Regions from separate parts of the Mus musculus genome. Here region 2 is linked to region 1. A link is a loop called in an ENCODE intact Hi-C map of the cell type or tissue named here. Cell type or tissue: heart. All regions are shown on one strand. Links, peaks and the distances in the headings refer to the core of each region. The heading gives the core; the rest is flanking DNA. Region 1 holds the start of Zfp128 (zinc finger protein 128). Region 2 overlaps Zfp329 (zinc finger protein 329).

Region 1 (11,548 bases), core at 1,647-9,646:
AAGCAGCATTGGCAACAAGCAATAAAGGAGGGAGAAATGGATCTGCTGCAGACTCACGAACCTGACAGTGAGGGTCACACCTCTTCATAGAGGTCAGTTTGTCTCTCTGCACCCCTTGAAGCATTTGGGAGGGTTGACTCCAGGCTGCTGGCTATATGTCACCAGAGCCATACCATATTCATTCCAGCTGTCAGAGTCCCAGTGTACCAGCCCATTTATTATGTATTAGACCTCTCCTTTCCACCTTCTCTAGGAAACAGTGTCAGGATAAGAGCAAGGAATCCAAGCCTGACCAAAGAGTACTGGGACCAGGGGACAGATGTGTGGCCCTGTTCCTACCTCCTCCCTTACTTCTCACCGGAACATGGAAGGGATGGCTAGAGCTATTGTAGTCAAACTGTAACCCTGAGCAGCTTAGAACCATTATCCCTAGCACATTTCTAAAATGCCAAGCTAGCACCAGTGCCAGCTAAGTCAGGGGTCCTGGGTGGGTGCTGGGAATTGAACCCTGGTCCTTGGCAAGAAAAACAAGAGCTCTTAACAATGAGCCAACCCTTCAGTCCTAGGACAAGTGTTTAATATCTAACTAGAGTCTGTTCTAGTTAGATATTAGACGAATAGAAGGGTATGAGGAACAGGTTTACAGAATCCAGCGTGCAAGAACTGAATGGAAGGCCAGGAAGAGGATGCTGGGAATGCTAATGAGAAAGGGTGTGGCCTAGAAAGTAAGATGCTGCAGAAACACAATCAAGGCAGGACTCTCACTGCTGGAGAGGAAGTGGATGGCTTTTGTGAGCAGAGGGGGGTGAGGCCCCAGTGGACCCTCCAGAAATACAAGACATCTGGCTAACCTGGCAGTCTACGAGAAGTTTGCTCACAGTTTGCTGGCCTTTGGGAGTGTTAGGGGACTTGGATTTGGGGTGGGTTCCCACCATCCTAATTGGTAAGAAAAGTTCACCTGTCTACTTTTATTTCAAGCACCAGAATCATGGTATGCGCTAGACACAGTGTCCCTAGGACAGACTCTCATCCTCCCTGGAGATCATGGTCCCTCATGTACTATCACAGCTCACTGCTGGAGGAACCGAGCACATTCTTGTCTGACTCTAGAGTCTGAAGATCTAGAAACTCATATCTGCTGCCTCTAGACCAGTGGTTCTCAACCTGGGGGTTACATATCAGATGTCCTGCATATCAGATATTTACACTACAAATCATCACAGTAGCAGAATCACAGTTATGGAGCAGCAACGGAAATAATGTTACGGTTGGGGGTCACCACAACATGAGGAACTGTATTAAAGAGTCACGGTGTTAGGAAGGCCGAGAATCACTGCTCTAGACTTTGCCTCCTAAAGCCTTTTTCCTTCACAGATTTTTCTTTGCATCTTTGGCTATAACCAAAGCTTTTAGTCTGATGCTAAGTCCCGTGAAGCTCCTAAAAGAGGAATAGGTTTGAGGGCCATGAAACCATATTCTTCCTAAGTACATCTCTAGTGGCCTCCTGGAATCACCCCCCACTAGGGGGCACCCATTTGGTGGGGTTCTTACCTGGATGGCAGGCCCCGGTGCCTCCTCTGTCTGCCACCCACAGCTCAGCACCTTGTTCCAGCTGGGAGATAACTGCAGGTTTGGGAAGATCAGGACCTGGAAATAGGAAGAGACACAGGAAGTCGGAAGCTGCTCTGGGAAAAACAAGCCCAGGCTGCAGCTCAGGCTCTTGACCATCAGGACATGTGGGTATCTCACAGTCACATGAGGGTTTTGGTCTGTGACAGAAAGGACACAAGAGTGTCCTACAGGGAATGAGGACTCAAGGTTAAGTTAGAGCTCCATGTTAGAGGCCCACCATCATGACTCAGGAAGATTCCACCACTATAGCTAGGGAAGCAGAACTTACCCACAGAGAGAAGGTGCCCAAAGGTCTCCAGCATCACATCACGATACAGAGTCCTCTGGGTAGGGTCCAGCTGCCCCCACTCCTCTTGGGTAAAGTCCACAGCCACATCTCGGAAAGTCACTGGCTCCTGAAACATTTCCAGGCAACCTCGATTAGTTGGACCATCTAACTCTGTGGTAGAGGAAACAGGCAGGCAGGGGTCTTGACAAACTGTACACTCTGACTGATGTGCCTCAGCCCTCACTGGGAGCCTACTGGAGCACTATGGGGTAGGCATGGGCTACCATGACAACATATGAGAGCACTTGGCAGGATCAACAAAGCCAGACACAGCTGACCTATGACTGATCAGACAGACTAGACATGCAGGTTTATGACATATAGAAATGGCTAGAAGGGCTGGCGAGATGGCTCAGCGGTCAGGAGCACCGACTACTCTTCCAAAGGTCCTGAGTTCAAATCCCAGCAACCACATGGTGGCTCACAACCACCTGTAAAGAGATCTGACTCCCTCTTCTGGTGTGTCTGAAGTCAGCTACAGTGTACTTATGTATAATAAAAAATAAATCTTAAAAGAAAAAGATATGACTACTAGGTTTTTTGTTTTTGAGTATGTTTATGAGTGTTTGTGTGTATGCATGTCTGTATAGAGGCCAGAAGGCAACCTCAGGTGATCAGATCTTTGTCTTCTACACATTCTTCTATTGATGACCAGGCCACATCAGCATTATTTGTTATTTGATCACCAGGTCCCATCTCTGCCCCCTCCCTCTTTTTAACCTACTATCTTCGCTCAGCTTTCAGTATCTTACCCAATGTTCAAGAGGTTCTTTCCAACCCTATACCAGTCCTTCTCAACACCTTTCCCCGATTTTCCATTTTGTGTGTGGTGCTAGGACGTCCCACATGCTAGGCAAGCACTCTTCACACTGAGCTACACCACCAGTCCCTAAAACAGTGCTTCTTAAGATGTGGGTTGCAGCCGGGCAGTGGTGGCGCATATCTTTAATCCCAGCACTTGGGAGGCAGAGGCAGGCAGATTTCTGAGTTTGAGGCCAGCCTGGTCTACAAAGTGAGTTCCAGGACAGCCAGAGCTATACAGAGAAATCATGTCTCGAAACCCCCCCCCAAAAAAAAGATGTGGGTTGCAACTCCTTTGGGGGTTGCATATCAGATATCCTGCATATCAGATATTTACATTACGATTCACAACAGTAGCAAAATTATAGTCATGAAGTAGCAACAAAATAATTTTGTGGTTGGGGGTCCCCACAGTATGACGAACTGTATTAAAGGGTCACAGCATTGAGAACCACTGCTCTGGACACTTGAATGGCTTCTTGTCACTTTTCAATAAAGGCTGATCACTCTCCCAAAGATATCCAGGTACCTGCTCCTGAAACTTATGAATATTACAATAGTAACATAGACTTTGCCGATATGATAAAGACGACAAAACAGGCACATGTCCTGAGTTATCTGGGTGGCCTCTAAATGCAACCACACATTTAGGAGATAGGCGTGAGACTTGAGAAGTTGGAAAGTAATGTGATCACCTAAGCGAGATGCTACATTGCTGCTCTAAGGCTAGATAAAAGGCCACAAGGCAAGGAGTGCCGGGGCTACAGCTCTTATAGTTGGAAAAGCAGAGAACATCCCCTAGAACTTGGTGGAAGTATGGCTCTGCTTAGTTTAGTGGTGCTCATTTCTGACTTCTCATCTCTAGACTGTGTCCCCCCCACCCTCCCCGCACCTTTTTTTTTTTTTTTAATTCTGAGAGAGGGTCCAGCCTGGCTTTGAATTTATCATCTTCCTGCCTCAGTCACTCATGTTGCTGGATTATATGCATGCGTCACCACTCTTGGCTTACAATGTACATTGTCTTTTGCCACACATTTTGTAAATACTTGCTACAGCAACCACAAGAAACTAATGTACTAGACCTCTAGGGTCTCCTTATTTGGTCCTTGCTCCTGTGGAGGCTAGTCTCCAAAATGGCCCCTTAGTAACCCCCCCTCCCCTCCCCACCCCCGATCTGCATGCAACCATGCTGACTTCTATAACTGATAGGATACTGTGGAAATGACAGCATAAAGTCTGAGCTGAGGTCACAGGTGACAACACAGCTTCTACCTTGCCATCTTCTGGATCACACCACTCTATAGGAAACTTCACTTTACACAGTGAGACCTAAGTGCTTCATAGCAAGGCCTACAAGGAGAAACACTGAGTTCTCCTGCCAACAGCATGTGAATGAACTATCTTGACAGTGGGTCTTCTAGGCTCTGATAAGTCTCAAGTAATAACTGTTGGACTGTCATTTTGAATATAACTTTAAGAGCCTAGGGTAGATCCATAAACTAAGTCACTCTTGATTTCCTACCCCATCAGAAACCATGAAGTAGTGTTTATTTCAGGTCTCACTACGTTTTGTGTGTACTACCTGAAACACGACAACAGATTGATTAAACACACCTCTTTTCCCGCCCGTCTCATCGCTTACTCCTTGACAAACTGTCAGCCTCATGACGGTTACCTGAGACTTGACTGGGGCTGGCGAATCCACCTTCACTATGGCTCATTCATATAGCTGTTGATAGGCCTCAGTTCTCAGTTCTACACTCTGGTCACATTTCATGAAAAACTGAGATGACATGAATCTGATCATTTGCAATCTAAGACTATCATAAGCTTACTTTTCACACCAAATGTAATTAACGCAAATTTCCCCCAAGCAAACCAAATACCCACCTCCTGACCTCCAGAGCATAATTTCAAAGTTGCAGAACTTATGTATGAAATGGTCTTGGCTTCTGCTAGGTGAACTACGGTGAACAGAATAAGCAATTTGTCTACAAGTGCAGACTTTGATGATCAGGAGCTAGACAAACACTGATAGCCACACCTACCAGTTTTCCCAAGGCCCAGAAGGGCGTGACCCTTACTAGTTACTTCTGTTTTCCTAACTTGGTACCTCTGCCCCGTGAAGTTATGCCTTACTTGCAAAATAGGGGTCATGGTGCGGAGGTTCCCTTAAAAGTCGGTTGATTCTGCGCCTTAGGACATGTTTTGAGGACCGTACCCGCAATGTGGTTGCTCTGTAATGCTAGCCAGTCACCTGTCATCTCCGAGAACCGTCTTTCGGGATAAATGGGAGGGCGTTGGCCAGAGTGGGATCGAACCCCTGAGCAGAGCCTGTCAGTCCTCAGGGAAATGACCACCCTCCTCCCCTCCACCCCATGGCACGCAGACAGGAGGCTGAAGCATGCACACAGAGGGAACTAGATTTGGACCCAGGCTCGGAGGCTGAGCCACAGCGCTTGTTTCTCTTGTGGAAAAAGCGCCGCGGGTTACAGGTCACTCTGTCGGGGACAGCAGGACTCGGAGTCCAATCTGTCCTTTTTGTTACCTGAAGTTGTGTTGCTTGCGGCCGCGAGGCCATTGCCACTGTTGCTGCTTTGTCCTGGTGGTCCATTCCAGGCCAACAGGTTAGCCACAGACGTCCAAGGACACCCTAATTTTAAACTCAGCCCCGTCCTGGGGACCACCCGACTGGCCTCCCGCTGGACAATGGCGGCAGCGCCAGGGACACTGAGACTACAATTCCCAGAAGGCCACGCGCCGAGACGCAGCACTTAACCAATGGAAGCTAGCGCCAGCCCAACGTTGACCAATCGGGGAAGGCCTGGCCTCTGGTCTAAGGGAGTGCAACCACTCACAGGTCTTGTTTAAGGATCAGGTCTGGGTACCAGCAGAGGTCAGCTTACATTCCGTTACCTGCGGGTGCGGGCATCACTTGGGCTTCGAGTTGCCTGGAAAATAATCCTCCCGCCCTGACGGCTGAGTTCAGGGCATATATGCATCTGCACCGTGAGTTGGGCGCGCAGCGGCAAGGTCTTGGTGTTAGAATTGGTCAATCTGACCTGCTGCTGGAATTTTTTGTTTTGTTGGTTTTTTTGTTTTGTTTTGTTTTTTGGTTTTTTGGTTTTTCGAGACAGGGTTTCTTCTCTGTATAGCCCTGGCTGTCCTGGAACTCACTTTGTAGACCAGACTGGCCTCGAACTCAGAAATCTGCCTGCCTCTGCCTCCTGAGTGCTGGGATTAAAGGCGTGCACCACCACACCCGGCTGCCCGGCAGGCAGATTTCTGATTCCTGCCCAGTCTGGTGTACAGAGTGAGTTCCAGGACAGCCAGGGCTACAAAACCCTGCCTTGAAAAGGGAAAGAAAGAAGGAAAGAGAGAAAGAGGAAAAGAGAGAAAGGAAGGAAAGAAGGAAGGAAAGAAGGAAGGAAACAATGGGCTTTTGCTAGTTTTCACTAGGTTGATGATGTAATAGAAAAAGACCAAAAATACACTATACCCTTAAAGAGACAGAGACTATCAGGTGTAGAACAGCAGGCTCTGCCCTTCCTCCACTATCCCCACTCCCCAGTACTGGATATTGAACCTAGGTCTTTATGCAAGAGTGGTAAGTGCTCTAATACAGAGCTGCAGTCCAGCAAACAGCAGGTCCTTTTATTCTCATCCTCCCTTCTCTGTCTCTCCCTCCTTTCAGCCTAGTAGTTTCCTTTGTTCTCTCCTGGCATCTTCCTCACCAGTCTGACAATGACAGTAGTGTCATAACTGGTGCTCTGGGTCTGGGCTGGGCATTTCTAGGTTCTTGGCCTCTTTTCCAAAGAATTGAATTTAAGAGCTTACAGAAAAAAAGTAAGATAATGTTATTTGAGTAAAAGTGAAATTACATATTATGTAGGTATGCTATTAAAGATTGACAATGAGTTATGGGAGTGAAGATTCTCAGTGTCCAGATTATTGCTCAGGGCTTCCTTTTATAGGGTTCAGGAGAAGGGGGTGCTGATTACTAGATATGTAGTTTGGGTGGTTCTCTACTCTGATTGATAGAGTAAGTCATATATTCGTTTTCTCTACTGTGCATGTCCTTTTTATAATGCATCTGATTTTAAACATAAGTGTGCCCTTATGTATCAGCATAAGGTAAATAGGAGGGTCTCCCTAAAAGTAACAGAGGGCACAGTTTTCCTTTCTTGTGTATGCATCTGAAACTAGGTCAGGCCAGATCAGCTTTTCCATTCTTCATACACAGACAATGCTGAGAATATACTTGAATGGAAACTGTCTAATTTGAACATTGCCAAGGACGGGAAAACTTATACTACTGTTCAGAGATGGAAGTATGGGTAGCCTGATATAGCTAGAAGTTCTGAGGTTACTAGAGGCATTGTTTGGAGAGGTGTGTGTGTGTGTGTATAGTATGTGACACTGAAGGCTCCCAAGTGTGTTACTGCAAGAGGACTGTGTCTTCATAATCTCAAATCAAATAGGGGATGGGGGTCTTAGTGTACTAAACTATCTCCTATGCTCACCTGCCTCAGTTTCAAGCAGTGCAGTGGGTTTGAATGAGATATTTCCCTGTAGTCTCAGGCATTAGAACAGTTGGGGATGATGCTCTTTGGGGTGCAACCATGCTGGAGGAAGTATGACACTGGGACCTGCCGGAATCCTTGCAGTCACCAGAGCCAGCAAAGTAATGATCCACAGGAGGCTAAAGGGTAGCTCAGGCACAACAGGACTAAGTAGTTAGTGTTGGTTCAAACTTTGGAAGTCTGACCCCAAATAGTTTATTTTAGGCATATTTAAGCACAGCACAATTTGGTGAAAACTTTGATGGTGATAAACCTGATCAGGCAGGTTGGGTTTGATGGAGCCACCAGTGTAGAGTTGCTACAGCACCAGTAAAACATGGTGATTGTTAGAAATTGGCTAACAGCCACTCAAGCTATTGGCAGCTTCTCTCAAGTTGTAGCAGCCACTGTAGAAGCTATTCAAAAACCTTTTCAAAAAGGGTCTTATTTTGAATTGGGAAATAAAAGACATTTGAAAAATGAATGCAAAAGTATTCTAGTAATCCTGCCTCTTACCTTTGTCTATGATGTTAAAAAAAAAAAAAAGGAAAACATTAGGCTAAGGAAAGTTGATCCAAATTTGGCAAGTCTTGCGTGCACCTGACTGGCCAGGAAGAACGATGCTGCAACAGGATCCTTCCACACACGTTTATTGGGAGAGCTTGATTGCAGAGTCGAAGTGACCCCAAGCCCAGAACTGGCGCTGCTTATATAGGCCTAGGAGAGGCGTTCTCTCTCACCTGATTGGTTAACTTGTCTCTCATCTGATAGGTTAACTTGTCTCTCATCTGATTGGTTAACTTGTCTCTCATCTGATTGGTTAACTTGTCTCTCATCTGATTGGTTAACTTTGGTTAATTCTCAAAACCTCATCTTGGCAAAAGAACCTTTACTGCCTATGTATGTGTGGTGGCCAGCAGTAGCCAACTGCCACTCTGCAACTGCCACTCTGCAACTGCCACTCTGTAACTGCCACTCTGCAATGGCTTCCCACAGACAAGGATAGTAAATCTTAAAGCTCTCAAGGGAGCAACACTCAACCCTAGGAATGAGGGAGAAATTGACCCAGATAACCAGGCTCAAAACTCAATATCTAGTCATTCAGGAGGATCAGCAGGATCTAATGCAGTAGGGATAAATTCCTTAGTTTTATAGATAAGATTGTTATCAGAAGATGGACATTCTATGTTGAGCTGAAAACTGTTTCTTTAGAACAGTGGTTCTCAACCCATGGGTCACAACTCCTTTGGGGTCAGATAGCCTGAACATATCACACACACACACGCACGCACACGCACACACACACATTATAATTCACAGCAGTAGAAAAATTACAGTTATGATCATTGGGAGTCAACCACAACATGAGGAACTGTATTAAAGGGCTGCAACATTAGGAAGGTTGAGAATCACAGCTTTACAGTCATTCTAGATACTAAGGCAGATCATTCAGTTATTACCATTGTCCTAGTTTGGTTTGCATTGCTGTGAAGAGACACCCAACCAAGGTAACTCTTATAAAGGACAACATTTAATTGGAGCTGGCTTACAGGTTGAGAGGTTTAGTCCATTATCATCATGGCAGGAAGTATGACAGCTTCTACGTAGACAGGAGCTGAGAGTTCTACATTTTGATCCTACTGCAACCAGGAGATACTGTCTCTTTTGCACTGGGAGGAACTTGAGCACTAAGAGTCCTCAAAGCCCACCTACACAGTGACACACTTCCTCCAACAAGGCCACCTCCTAATAATGCCACTTCCCATGGACTAAGCATATTCAAATCACCACAGTCATCAAGTGAAAAGGTCCCCACACTGGCCAATGTGTAGTGGCCCACCACTACAAGATGTTGGAGCCTTAAAGATTCTTCTTGAACTGCAGTATTTTTTCAGGACTTTTATGTAACTTGTGGTAAAGAGATATATTATTACAACAAATGCAAGCAGTACTAACTACTAACTTACTAACTTACTGCTATTATAATGTAAGAAAATATAACCCCCCTAACTGGGGTCATTGATCAAGGGCCATCCAAACAGCCTTTATAACTACAGTGGATCTCTGATGACCTACTATGAATTGATCAATGGCTCCTTCATGACGACAAATTAAAACAGACCAAACCTCTAGTACAGGAACAATTGTAACTAGGACATATAGAACCTTTCGCTAGTTTCCTTGGAGCTCCACTATTTTTGTAATTCATAAAAGGACAAAGAATAAAATTTAGCTGTCAAATGATCTGAGGTCATAAATGCTACTATGAAAGCAATGGTGGCCCTATGATTCCTCAAGGACATTGTTATACTTGACTTAAAAGACTTTTTCATTATTTTTTTTACATCCTGAGGATAAGGAACATTTTGCATTCTTTGTTCCTACTTTAAACAGTCAGCAGCCATTAACACAATATCAATGGAAAGTTTTACTACAAAGGATGAAAAATAGCCCCACTATATGTCAATATTATGTACACAAAGCATTTAAGCTGGTGCTAATTTAATTTCCAAAAGTATTGGTCATTATGTGGATGATATTCTCCCCTTTCACGTATCTAGTGAATACTTAAATCAGTGCCTAGCTTTCATGGTAAGCAAACTAAAAGAGCAAAATTTAAACACAACTTCAGGTAAAATACAAAACAATCACCTTGTTGGGCCATGGTGGCACAACTTTGATCCCAACACTTGAGACTCAGAGGTAGGCAGATCTCTGTGAGTTCAAGGCCAGTCTAGTGTACACAGTGAGTTCCATGACAGAAATCCTGCCTTGAAAAACAAAACAAAACAAAAGAAGCAACAAAAATTACCTAATGATTATTTAGGATATATTAAAAAAAAACTTAACAACAAATTTGCTATCACCTTAAACTTTCACAAACAATGTACCCCCAGTTACTTAGAAAAAAGAGCTTTGGGCTATATTAAATTAGATACATTCTTTTTTTAAAGATTTATTTATTATTACATCTAAGTACTGTATAGCTGTCTTCAGACACACCAGAAGAGGGTGTCAGACCTTATTACGGATGGTTGTGAGCCACCATGTGGTTTCTGGGATTTGAACTCAGGACCTTTGAAAGAGCAGCCAGTGCTCTTACCCGCTGAGCCATCTCTCTAGCCCCTTTGGAGACTCTTGATGTGGTGATTTGAATATGCTTGGCTCCGGGAGTGGCACTATTAAGAAGTCTAGTCTTGTTGGAGTAGGTGCGTCACTGTGGGCATGGGCTTTAAGACCCTCATCCTAGCTGCCTGGAAGCCAGTCTTCTCCTGTTTACCTTCAGAACAAGATGCTGAACTCTCAGTTCCTCCTGCACCATGTCTGTGTGGGTACTATCATGCTTCCTGCCTTGATGATAATGGACTGAACCTCTGAACCTGTAATCCATTAAATGTTGTTCTTATAAGAGTTGCCTTGGCCCTGGTGTCTATTCACAGCAGTAAAACCCTAACTAAGATACTTGGTTAAACTCCATTAAAAAACTTGAAACAGAGAAAGTTATTGGTATATTAAATAATTCTTCTGCTAAAGTGGTAGCTCATAGAATTAACTCCCTACTTCTTCATCAGCTGTGTATCTTTCCTCCTCATCACTTACAGGGATTATATATCAACAGGGTAATGGTGTTACAGAAATTTATAATGTCATAACTCGCTACACTGATCTATAACTCCTTATTTATAAGAAATCATAGATTTGATAATGATGGGCAGGGCACATCTTAAACCACTTACTGGTAAAGAGACTACAGAAATGGTTGTGCCATTAAATAAAATGCAGGTTGGTTATTTGTTCCATGATGATAATAATTGGCAGGTAGCATTAGCATGTTACTTGGGATCAATAGATAACCATTATTCTAAAAATCTCCTTTTAAGGTATTTTGAAGATACTTTAAAATACCCCATGGGTATTACCTAACATTATATCTAAAAATAGATATAATTCTGGTATTGCCTAACATTATATCTAAAAATAGATATAATTGTATTTATAGAGACTGCTTTCTATGCTTTTACAGATGTCTCTTCAAAAAAGGACAAGAAGCTTATGTTTTATATATAAATTTAATATCCTCCACCAAAAAGATTGTACTCCCTCCTGGTTGTATAGCTCAACAATCTCAACTCACTGTAGTCAGCCAGATTTTTTTTCTTTAATTTTTTCGGCACTGCTCGCTCCAGCCGTAATTATTTCATATATGTGGATACACTGTCACTGT
Region 2 (11,123 bases), core at 1-8,000, 78 kb after region 1:
CCAGAAGGAACTATTCCTGTCCTTACAGTCTGTTGAATACCTGATGTGCGGTTTTAAGCCACGTTTTTTTTGTTTGTTTGTTTGTTTTTGTTTTTGGGTTTTTTTTTTTTTTTTTTGTGGTAATTTGTTATATTATCTGTAGGTGATAAACTTCACTTGATAGTTCTTTTTAGACTCCTGACAGAAGTGTGTTCTTTTACCAAGCAAGTTAAGTAAACCAACCCTTTCCACTCCATAGCAACAATTTTTTTTTAAAGGAAAAGAAGACTTATTTTGCCTCTGTTGGCCTCTGTGAGTTCACCACTTTAACAGCCTTGAATTTTATTACTCGTTTAGAGATTTAAATACTATGAATGTTCATGGGCATGGTGGCATACACCTTTAATGCCAGAACTCAGGAGGCAGAAGCAGGTGGATCTCTGAGTTTGAGGCCAGCCTGGTTTACAAAGTGAATTCCAGGACCGCTAGGGGCTACATAGTGAGACCCTGACCCAAACAATAAGAAATAATAATAAAATAAGTTCTGTAAGTAGCCATTTGTGGAAAGAAATCTCAGAAAAGATAGAGTAACTTTCTTGTAACTTTAATCCCATCCCCGTCTGCTTGGTTGGCCAAGAAGGAGGCATATTTCAGCCTCATCAAGCATGTCTGGAGCCCAAGAATGTGTCAGTGCCAGAGCAGATTTTACCTCCAACATGGAGATGGGGAACATTTAAAATTATGCTCAGTGTCTTAACTAGTTAACATTAACCTATATCCTTTTGATTTTCAAGTTATCAGTGCTCAAGTATGCCTGCCTGCAGACTGCTCATCAACTTCATGTCTTTCTTATTTCAGCAACTGTATGGAGTACGTGCAGTAAGAGTTGGTACTGTAGCAGAAGGCAGAACAAGGTGTTTGCAGTTCAGCAGGGGAGAAGAATAATTGCACAGCATGTATCAGATGGTGGTTGATGCCTGAGAGAAAAGTAAAGCTGAGAAAGGGGATGGGGTGTCTATGTTGGATAAATATGATTACAGTTTTAAAAAGCTTGATCATTCATTTCCTTTCCCAATGAAAGGCAATTACATGTGTGATATGTAAGGGGTATGATGTCATGCAACAAGAGGTTAGGATTTAGGGATGAGAAACCTTCCACCATGTGAGTTACAGGGAGGAACAAGTCAGAGATGGAACGTCTTCATGAGTCACACACAGTTAAAGAAATGGCTTCATTGCAGAGACAGGTATGGAGAACAAAGCTTTGTGCAAGGGTAAACCCATTTACAGGAAAACATCTAATCTATGATTCTGAAGATAATGGTTTCAGAATATGAACAATGAAGTCCTAGCCAAAAAAAAAAAAAAAAAAAAAAAAAAAAACCAAGTAAATAAGTTTATACTTGTATCTATGCTTTAATAACCATAGGTATTCAGCATTAATGGTCATTTCTGATAAAATAGACTAGTGTTCAAGTTTTTAAAATTAAAGGGACTATTCAGTGGTTCATGATATTCTCACAAGTTGAGTCACTTCCATTCTGTAATTTCAGGACATCTTTCTTTCTCTCTCTTTCTTTCTTTCTTTCTTTCTTTCTTTCTTTCTTTCTTTCTTTCTTCCTTCCTTTCTTTCTTTCTTTCTTTTAGATTTATTTATTATTAAACACAAGTACACTGTAGCTATCTTCAGACACACCAGAAGAGGGCATCAGATTTCATTATGGGTGGTTGTGAGGAAATTTTTCATTATCCATAGAAAAGCCCTTTGTACATATTAGCATCCTCCCATTCCTCTGACTCTGTCAATCACCAGTCTCTTTTCACTGTGCATTTGCCAATTCTTTACATTGCAGATCAATGGAAAAATAAGACATGTGGCCCTTTGTAACTTCATTTCATTTAGCATAATGTTCTAAAGGTTCATGTTGTATGTTCAAGGTCCTTTTTGTGGCTGAAAAATATTTTGCCATATGATTAAAACCTTATCTTGCTTATTGGTTGATGGACATTTCAGCTTCCTTTTTTTTGGCTACTAAGAATAGTGCTGTCCTAAAAACATACAAACTCATGTGCCAATAAATTTTCAGTACTCTTGGGTAGATGCTTAGGAGTGGAATTGCTGGATCTTTGTTTGCTTTTTTGAGGAAATGATGTTCACTTTACGTTTGACTGATGTATGACTACTTTGACTTCTTCATGTCCTTACCAATATTAATTTATTTTTTTTGCCCTAGTGGTGTGAAGTGTTTTCTTGTGGTTTGGGGAAAATAATTTATATAGTTAAAATCTATACCTTATCCCACAGATCAGCATTTTTTTTTTCTGCAAGGGAAAAGTTGTATTTTAAACTGTGTTCAATATCATTTCCGCTGCAACTACTCAGCCACCGATGACTGTAATGTGGAAGGAGCTATAGATGATTTGTAGGCAAATGTGTGTGGATGTGTCCAATAAAGTTTTACATATGGACTCTGATTTTTTAAAAATTGTATTTCACAGTGAAAATTACAGAAGATTCAGTTTCATTTTTTAAAGTAAGCCAGACTGGTGGTGCTTACTTGTAAATCTCAGCGCTTAGAGGCAGTAACAGGATGATTGCCACAAGTTCCAATCAGCATGGACTACATAAACTCAGTTGCAAAAACCACAAAAACAAAAAACAAAACAAAACAAAACAAAAAAACCCCAAACAACCAAAAGACAAAACTATAATAAAATACTCTTTGTCCAAAACCACAAGATTCGGAGTAGCATTTATCCAGGGGCTATAGTTTGATAGACAAACTATTTAAATGGAAAGGCGGCTTGAAGCTTCTAGTTGAGAATATCAAACTTTTTTTTTTTTTGTCATCTTGGATAGGCAAACATTTTAAAGTGAAATGGGTATCAGAGAAAGGTTATAGTAAATTTAAGAATTCATATGCATCAGAAAGTCCATATAAGTGAAATGACAATAAAAAAAAGAGACCATTGTAGCTCATAGTTAAATATGTTAAGGATCCAGCATCTCAAAGATTAAAAAAATAAAAAAAACCTCATTGAAAATGTGCGAAAACGCTTTGGTTCTGTGCCGTTTTGAAAGAGGAAATTCAAATAGCCAATAAATTCATGGCAGTGTCCAAATTCATTACATGTTATAGAAATCCCAGGATACTGTAGCTGGATGAATAGTACAGGTGTTGACAGGTAACTAGTTGATAAGCAACTGCATTTTGTAGTCACCTGTCCTGTCTTCAAACCGAACTCTCCAAACTTAAGAGTCAAAAGATGAAAAAACTGTCTCGGAGAGGAAGCTGGGTTGCTTTACAGAGCGTCTTTTCTGTGTTCTTCCTTACCCCCTAGTAAAATCTCTTCTGAATGGGCTGATTTCTGTCTGCTCCTGCGTGCTACGTTTCAGTTTCCTTGCTGCTGTCACCTTAGAGATTTTTCCTGCTTTTAAATTCTTTAATTGCTGAGGAAAGGCAATCCCTAGGGATTACCTAGGGATAACAAATGGAAGGGCGCTGGACTCGCTGGGCGCCCTGGGTCACATCCCGCATAAGGAGGGTGGGGAGACAGGGGTAGGTAGGTACTATTGCAAAAGGATGACCTCTCGTAGGAGGTTCGCGCAGTCTGGGACAGGTGGCTCGAGGTTTTCCTTTCATTAAGCCTCAGCAGTTTGCCGGGACTAAAAGCTGCAGAGCTCGAGACAGCAACGGAAAAGGAAGCGTCCGCTCTTGCGGCCTTGGATCTGGTTATCCGGGATAGCCTCACTCAGCTTTTAGTGACGTCAGGCAGCTCAGGAACACCTCATCCGGGAGCCTGGGGCGAGCACGCGCAGACCTCTAGCGTCCCACGTGGGAGTTGAGCCCAAGGAGGTGAGTGGGCGACTCCCTGGTTCTTAGGTGGTGTCTTCGTCCTTTGTTGTCCGCCCCCCTCCCCCTTCCGCAGAGGCGAAGCAGAGCCCTAGACCTGCGTGTCTGGGCATCTTGGGATCTAGCGCTGAGCGTGGGCTGGCGGCCTTTTGTTGTGCGTAATGTCACGTGCGTCCTCGGCCCGCAGGACGCGGAGAATGGTTCCTTCTTACTCTGGGTCAGACTCCCTGAGGTTCGCACTCCTCCGCCTGTGTGCATCTTGCTGCTTTCCCTCCAAGTGCACTCGCAGACGCAGCTCCTCCCCCTCCCTTCCTCCTCTGGGTCTCAGGATTAGGGACTGGAATCCCTACTGTGTTCTGTGTCCACTCCCAAGCTTTCTTCTCTGTGCCTTTCTGCCCACCAGACCTTTTTCTGCTTTCCCTCCATCCCTTTCCTCATATAGACAGCGTTCCCTCCCAGCACCTGTGTGTGTTTTGTTTCTCTTCCTAGAGGTCTTCCTTCTCTCCCTGCTGAGTGTTGCCTTTCCCTACCTGCCAATACAGGCATGGACTGGGTTGTCTTTACCCACAGGCCCCTGATATCCACTCCTTTCCGAGGTCAGACATCCCTGACTTAAGTGAGTTCTTAGTTCAGCATCTAGTGTATTCTCTGTAACTGACTTCTTTCTCTCAATTCCTCAGCATTCACCTCGATGTTTTGTTTTGCTTTTTCTTTTTCTATTAGTCACACACTTTCCCCATTGTGTTTTCAAAATACTTTCCTTTACCTCTAAGAAATTCCCAGAATCCAACCACCTCCTCGCTTGTGTTCTCACAAGACAGCAGGGGAACTTGTCAAAATCATGACCAATTTAAACCACGATAACTTCAGCTCCGCAATCGCTAGAGTCCTCACAAGCTTGGGTATGGGCCCAGGAACCTACATCAAAGCAGAAGTCAGAGCACAAGTCTGCCACCCTGGGCAGTGCGTTCTTTGAGTTTTGCTTGGCTTTATAAGTAGCGGCAAGAGAATGGAACAGGTATCTCTAACCCAGAAAACAAATACAGATCTGACCCTAAGTTTGTAGATCGAGTATTTGATGGTAAGAGTGGTATGTTTTGTTCTTCGACTTCTCTTCCATTACAGTGCAAAATCAGGTCCCATGCTTAAACATCGTTGCCTAGAAGAGAGCCAGGCACACAGTTAAGAGTTCAGTAAACTTTTGCTGAGTGAATGACAAAAGGCTGTCTCTGTGACTGCAAGATCACAGAGTGGGTGTGCAGTGCATCCAGCATTTTGTCCCAGCGTCTCCAGGCCACTGTAGAGCTTTCTCTTTTAGAATACATGTTGCCTCAAGCAGTGTGGTGTGTGAATATGTGGAGTTGATATGCTTGCTGTAGTTTGAACTTTGCCGCTTGATTTTCTCACCAATTGACTCCGGTTTTCAGCACTGTTTTTCCTGAGGAGAGGAGTCACTGTTAAGTTATCTCTTTGCCCCAGGTGAAATGAGCCAATTCAAGCCATATTATATTATATTATATTATATTAAAGATAGGTTTATTATGAGGCTGCTCTTGGGCAAGTTCACTGGCCCCAAGGATTGAAGCCAGAAGAGTCGCCATGGGGACTGGGGGTCGGGGAGGAGAATGAGAGAAAGGGCAAGCACAGAGAGATAAGGGAAGGAAGAGAAGAGGAGGAGAGGAAAAGGAGGAGGAGGAGGAGGAGGAGGAGAAGAAGAGGAGGGCAAAATGAAAAAATGTCTGGATTATATAGGGAGGAGCCTCTAGTGGAAGGGCAGCCCAACCCCTGGGCTATAAAGCTCAACGTTGGTGGCAGGGTCTACCAGGTAGAGACTAAGGGATGCTGGGAGAACTTGGAGGCCAGGTTTGCTTTGATATGTAAAATATGCATTTTAGACCCTTGTCCAGGGTCTGAAACCAGTCACCTTATAGAGATGTTGAGTTAAATTGTTTGTATTCCTTACCCTGTTGTGAACATACAAGTTTTCAGGTTTTGTTTTGCTCTGAAATGGGCTTGTGTAGCACAGGTTAGCCTACAACTTTCTGTGTAGCTTAGGCTGGCCTTGAGCTCATAGTCCTCCTGCCTCAGCGTTCTGAGTACCAGGACTATAATTTGTACCATCACGACACACAGACTTTTTAGTGGTTTTTTTTTTTTTTTCCCTTGTTTGTAGCAGTACGATAGGAGACACTTGACCATTGTCCTTATGAAACACATTTTTATTGCCTGATGATTTTTCAACTTGTTTGATCCCTTGTCCATCATCTAAATTTACTACTCGTAATATGTAATAGTTATGCATTATGGTGTTATGTGTATGCTTAAGTCTGTATTTGTGTGTACGACATATTTTATTTGTGGGTTTATATGGAATTTTGTGTGTACATGTGTGTATCACATACATCTGTATGTTCATATGTGTATGTATGTATATATGAGTGTGAAATCTTTATGCATCTGTATATCATGTTATATATATTTATGTATTTGAAGCAAACACAGTTACATAGTGAACTGTTTAGATGCATAATTAGAGTTAATGTGTGATGAAATTGTATTTACTAGAGATGAGCTCCTTTGATGGTTCTTTCAAATTTCATTTTGTGTCACAGTAAAATAAAGGCTGTTGTTAACCCAGCACATAACCTTTCACTTAATTTTTTAAAAATTTCATCATAATACCTTGGAATCATTTGAATCAATTTCTAAAGAGAATTCACAGTTTTTTTATGCTAAGCAAAATATGTTAATGATGTAGGAACTACTTATACTATAATGTTAAGCATGGTAGACATCCAAGTTGAATAAGCAGTTTGACTCCAAACTATGTTAAATGACCCTCTAGGTAGGCTAGGATCAGAATTTCATGTACTTGTGACTTGTTACTGACATTATGGATGATTTTTGTGCTTTTTAACACTTTGTATATTTTTTCAGATTTCCTGCAATGAGTACATATTACATTATTTTATAGTGAGGTGGTGTATTTATTTATATTTATTTATTTGCAGTATTGGGGATTGAACACTGGGCCTCACATTTGTTAAGCAAGTGCTTTTACCATTAATATACCATGAGATCCAAACAGGAGCAATATACCTGGCAAATTAATGGGACCCCAAAAAGGGATGATATACCTTGCAGGCTAAGAGCTCAGAACTAATAACAATTAACACAGTTAAAAAAAATTTTCTTGCAAGTTAAGATTTCTAATTGTAATTAAGAAGTTTCTGTTGGTCCCGTGTTATGTCCTTGCAAAATAAGGTTTCTATTTATAATTAAGACATTTCTGTAAATCTATGTTAAGTCCTAGTTAAGGGGTAAGTCTCCGTTTGTTCTGTGTTACATCCTTGCTAAATAAGGTTTCTTGTTGTAATTCTGAGTAAGACTCTGTTTCTTAGGTCTGATGTAAATTGCTTGTAACCCCGTTCACTTGATCTGTATCCTTGCCTTTGCCCCTTCCATTTTCCTTGTATCCTTCTAACAATGTGTAACAGCTAACCCTCTCATTGCTTAAAACACCTTATCTCTCCTATAAGAGGGACTTCAAGAGGCCAGCAGGGGCTGCCTCTCTGACCGGTCTGCAGTGCTGTCCAGTCCGGGATTAACAGCTAAATATAGCTTGCTTTAATTGGTGAGCTGTACACTTGATCTTTTCTCCTCAGGAATCTCAATTTTAACAATACCCCTTAAAGCCTGTAATCAGTTTTAATAGTAAAATATTGGGAAAATGCCCTTTTTAAAAATTTACTTGGAACTTTTAGAAGCATATTTGGCACATGTAGTAAAGAGGTCAAATAGCCTTGACCGTGAATCACTTGTCAGCTGCTGGTAGCAGCTGGAAGCCCAACATATTCCATATTTGGCCAGCATAGCCTGTGGTTTGAACACTCTGCTATATCCTAGTCTCACTTCTTAGAGGCTGAAATTCTTGGCTTTCCTGTTCTCTGCTGCTTCAAAACATGTCTGTAAGATTTTTTTAAGTTAGTAGTTTTCTCAGGTTAAGTAAATTGATGGATTTCTTAAGGCTCTAGCTAGTGAACTCATTTGTAACCATCTACTAGACGCCTTCTGGGAAGTATGTTACTAAATTTGTTCTTGCCAAGTCCTTAATGAATGCTGACCATAGTAGAGTACTTCTCCCAGAAGCATTTACATCTTTCCCATCTACTTTGTGTTTAGACACGTTTCTGAAATATTATAATAAGATTGTAAAAGAGTAGTGAAACTCATTGTCCTTTGTGTAAATTTAGCAGTTAATACATGTAACAGTTATATATTATGTGCTGATATTATGCTATGTACATGTTCATATACCTATATTTGTGAGTTTGACATGTATATGTAATGGGTTTATATGTATTTTTATGTGTATTATATACATATTTATAAGATCATATATGTTCACATATTTACATATGAATATGGCTGCATTTATATATATGTTTACTCACATATATATTTAATTTGTCTATACCATTTGGAAATACATTTTTTTTAAATAAAAAAAATTGTATTTACTTAGAAGCATTCAGAATGTCAACAAAACAGCTGCAATTTTTTTTTTGCAATTACAGAGTGGTATTCAGTTAACAGAACAATTATCTTCGTATAAGCTGCATCAGAGACAACTGAAGATGAAAAAAATAAAACCCAAAAAGAAAACCAAAAGAAAAAAAAAAAACCAAAAAACCAAACTACTGTCCTCATATATAACTAATTTGTGCTGTGCACCAACAAGAACCTGCTTTAAATTTCCATGCCAATTTACAACCCCCAGACTGTACCAGGCAAGGTTAGTGGCTATTGAAAATACCACCAGGACAGGGCTATCTAAAGACACATTCGGTAGTGTGTTAACTATACAAAAAAAGACACTGTACAGTTTAAAAACAAATCTTACACAGCCTTACATTTCAATTTTTTGATAATCAGTTGATACAAAATTTGTTGGGGTAGGTTTCTCCAACATCACCACTATCATAGCTGCACCCTAGTTCTACCTGTACTGCAGTGCACTAAAGATCTCCCATGACCAACCACAGCTGCTACAGACTCTCAGGCAAGTACAGAGACTAATAGTTCCTGGAGACCATCTGTTGTCTGCCTCAGTTATCTCCGTTCCAAACATGTAGCACAAGAATATCCTTGACCCCAGACTCTCAAGGTCACCTCCTCTGGGAAGCACATCCCTCCGCACCTGCCCACAAACACATGACATCTTTTTCCATCACACCTATGTCTCCTGACCTTGGAGTCAAACTCATTTTGACTTTGCACTTGTTACTGAAGCATCTATTGTCCCCTGAGATCAAGGGTGCCCAAATAATATGTTCGGACTATGCAGCTCTTGAGGTCTAAAAGTTTCCACTGTCACCAGTTGATTCTTGTGTTGAAGGTTTGCTCCCCAGCTGGTGGCGCTAGCTAGCTTGAGTTGGTAGAAAGTTTGGGAGCTGGGATGGGAGGGTTGGTTGGGAATGGACCACTGAGATGTGCTTTTGAAGGCTGCCTTGTCCTGAGCCATTTTATCTCTATTCCTCCCTCCTTCTCCTTCTCCTCTTCTTCATCCCCTCTTTCTCTCTCTCCATTTCCCTCTTCCCCCTCTCTCTTCTTGGATGCCAAAAGATGAATACTTACAACATGATGTTCTTTTTTTCTTTAAAAGGAGTGAGTTGTGTACAGGGGGGTTAAATGCTTTATAGACAAGAAAAAAAAACTGCGCTAGAACCAACTTATTCATCATCATCTTCTTCATCTTCATCTTCCTCGTCTTCCTCCTCTTCCTCATCCTCTTCATCCTCCTCCTCATCTTCCTCTTCCTTCTTTTTCTTGCTCTTTTCAGCCTTGACCACCCCCTTTTTCGCTGCATCAGGTTTTCCTTTAGCTCTGTAGGCAGCAATATCCTTCTCATACTTCTCCTTCAGCTTGGCAGCTTTCTTCTCATAGGGCTGCTTGTCATCTGCTGCAGTGTTGTTCCACATCTCTCCTAGTTTCTTTGCAACATCACCAATGGATAAGCCAGGATGCTCGCCTTTGATTTTGGGGCGGTACTCAGAACAGAACAAGAAGTCTTGTCTCAGTCTCAGTCGAAAGAGGCCTATTACTGGAGAATTCTTCTTCAACAATTATAACCTGACTGTGCGTCAAAGAATTCCTGTGGGAGACGAGTCCTTCAAGTCGTGGTAAATGTGGGAAAGCCTTCAGAGTTCATTAAGTACAGGGATCCTTCAGTGTTCTCTGTGCTTTCATGAAGCATGAAAGGACCCATATGGGGGATGCTGACTGTGATGTGTCCATTCTGGGAAGTCCACCAGCCTCCGTTCTTTCTTTGTTTTTCACCATAGGACTCATACTGGAGAAGAGCTGTGCAGATGTAATGTGTATGAAAAGCATTCCCCTGGAGTCTCCTGCCTTATTATGCATCTGAGAATTCACATAGGACAAAATGTGTGGAGTGTGGAATGGCTTTCATTGGTGGCTCATACCTTATTAAGTATAGAATTCACATTGGAGAGAGACTGGGAAGTGGGTAGAGTTGGAAAAATCCTTCAATGGCAGTGGTCACCTCATTGCATGTTAAGGAAAACAAACAAACAAAAAAACCAAAAGCAACCAAAATCCTTAACAGAAAGAAGTCCCTCATGTACAAAGAGTGCCTCTGCCAGGCATCAGAGGATTCATACTGCCTCTGCTGGAAGCCTGGTGGAGTTTTAACTACTGTGGCAAAGCCTTCAGGAAGAGCCCCTCCCTGACCAAGCAGCAGGAGTCACTATGCATGAGGTCTTTTGCTAGGTGTTCCAACAGGAGAAATTTTCAGTGCACCATTTTCCCAGGTTAAATACAGAGACGTCACACTGTAGCAATTTCTGGGAGACTCAGTGAACAGGAGTGGCAGTGACTATCAGCATCTCTTTAGTTACTGTTAAAATTTATACTCAAGTGTAGTTTGAAAACATAGCAACTCACCATCTAGTCCATGGAATATAACCCATGAGACATTATATCTCTAATAAACTGGAATTATTTTGCTCCTGTACAACAGACTGAAAATGAACCTTAGAAACATAATGAATTAAAACCATCTGAGTTTACTCTTCACTAAATCTAAGACCAGGAAAAATTTGAATGCTGGTGACAGGATCGAGAGAAGAGGAAGCCTTTATTCTTACTACGTTTCTTTCTTATATCCAGATGTTTTAAGGATGTGCTTGTAGTTCAGTGGCAAGGAGGGCTTTCCTAGCACTTGTGAAGCCCTCACTTCAACCCTAAGCACCACTGAATAAAAACATA

The links. A loop is a pair of places that touch in the nucleus more often than their neighbours do. Peaks named below come from ENCODE experiments on the same cell type or tissue, not always from the same donor. Only the 100,000 strongest peaks of a DNase experiment are listed, where the experiment ranks them.
Region 2: a loop joins it to region 1, with 2.2 times the contacts of the local background. A loop is called at or near these places in 3 of 42 quality-filtered maps.

Annotation. Positions count from the first base shown.
Region 1 is chr7:12,875,122-12,886,669 of GRCm38, reverse strand. It overlaps Zfp128 (zinc finger protein 128), which reads right to left and starts at 5,492. Exons shown (of 4, transcript NM_153802.4): 1 at 5,310-5,492; 2 at 1,901-2,027; 3 at 1,552-1,647. The coding sequence starts at 5,375. In heart, for the core only: a CTCF peak has its summit at 5,488; a DNase peak (open chromatin) is centred at 5,549; H3K4me3 peaks cover 1,712 bases; H3K27ac peaks cover 1,014 bases.
Region 2 is chr7:12,796,307-12,807,429 of GRCm38, reverse strand. It overlaps Zfp329 (zinc finger protein 329), which reads left to right. Exons shown (of 2, transcript NM_026046.3): 2 at 1-3,652. It also overlaps a transcript of Zscan18 not described here and the pseudogene Gm18194. Among named protein-coding and RNA genes, the nearest start is that of Zfp329, 17 kb to the left of the region's middle. In heart, for the core only: no CTCF peak of the experiment used is centred there; a DNase peak (open chromatin) is centred at 3,789; H3K4me3 peaks cover 1,587 bases; H3K27ac peaks cover 2,546 bases.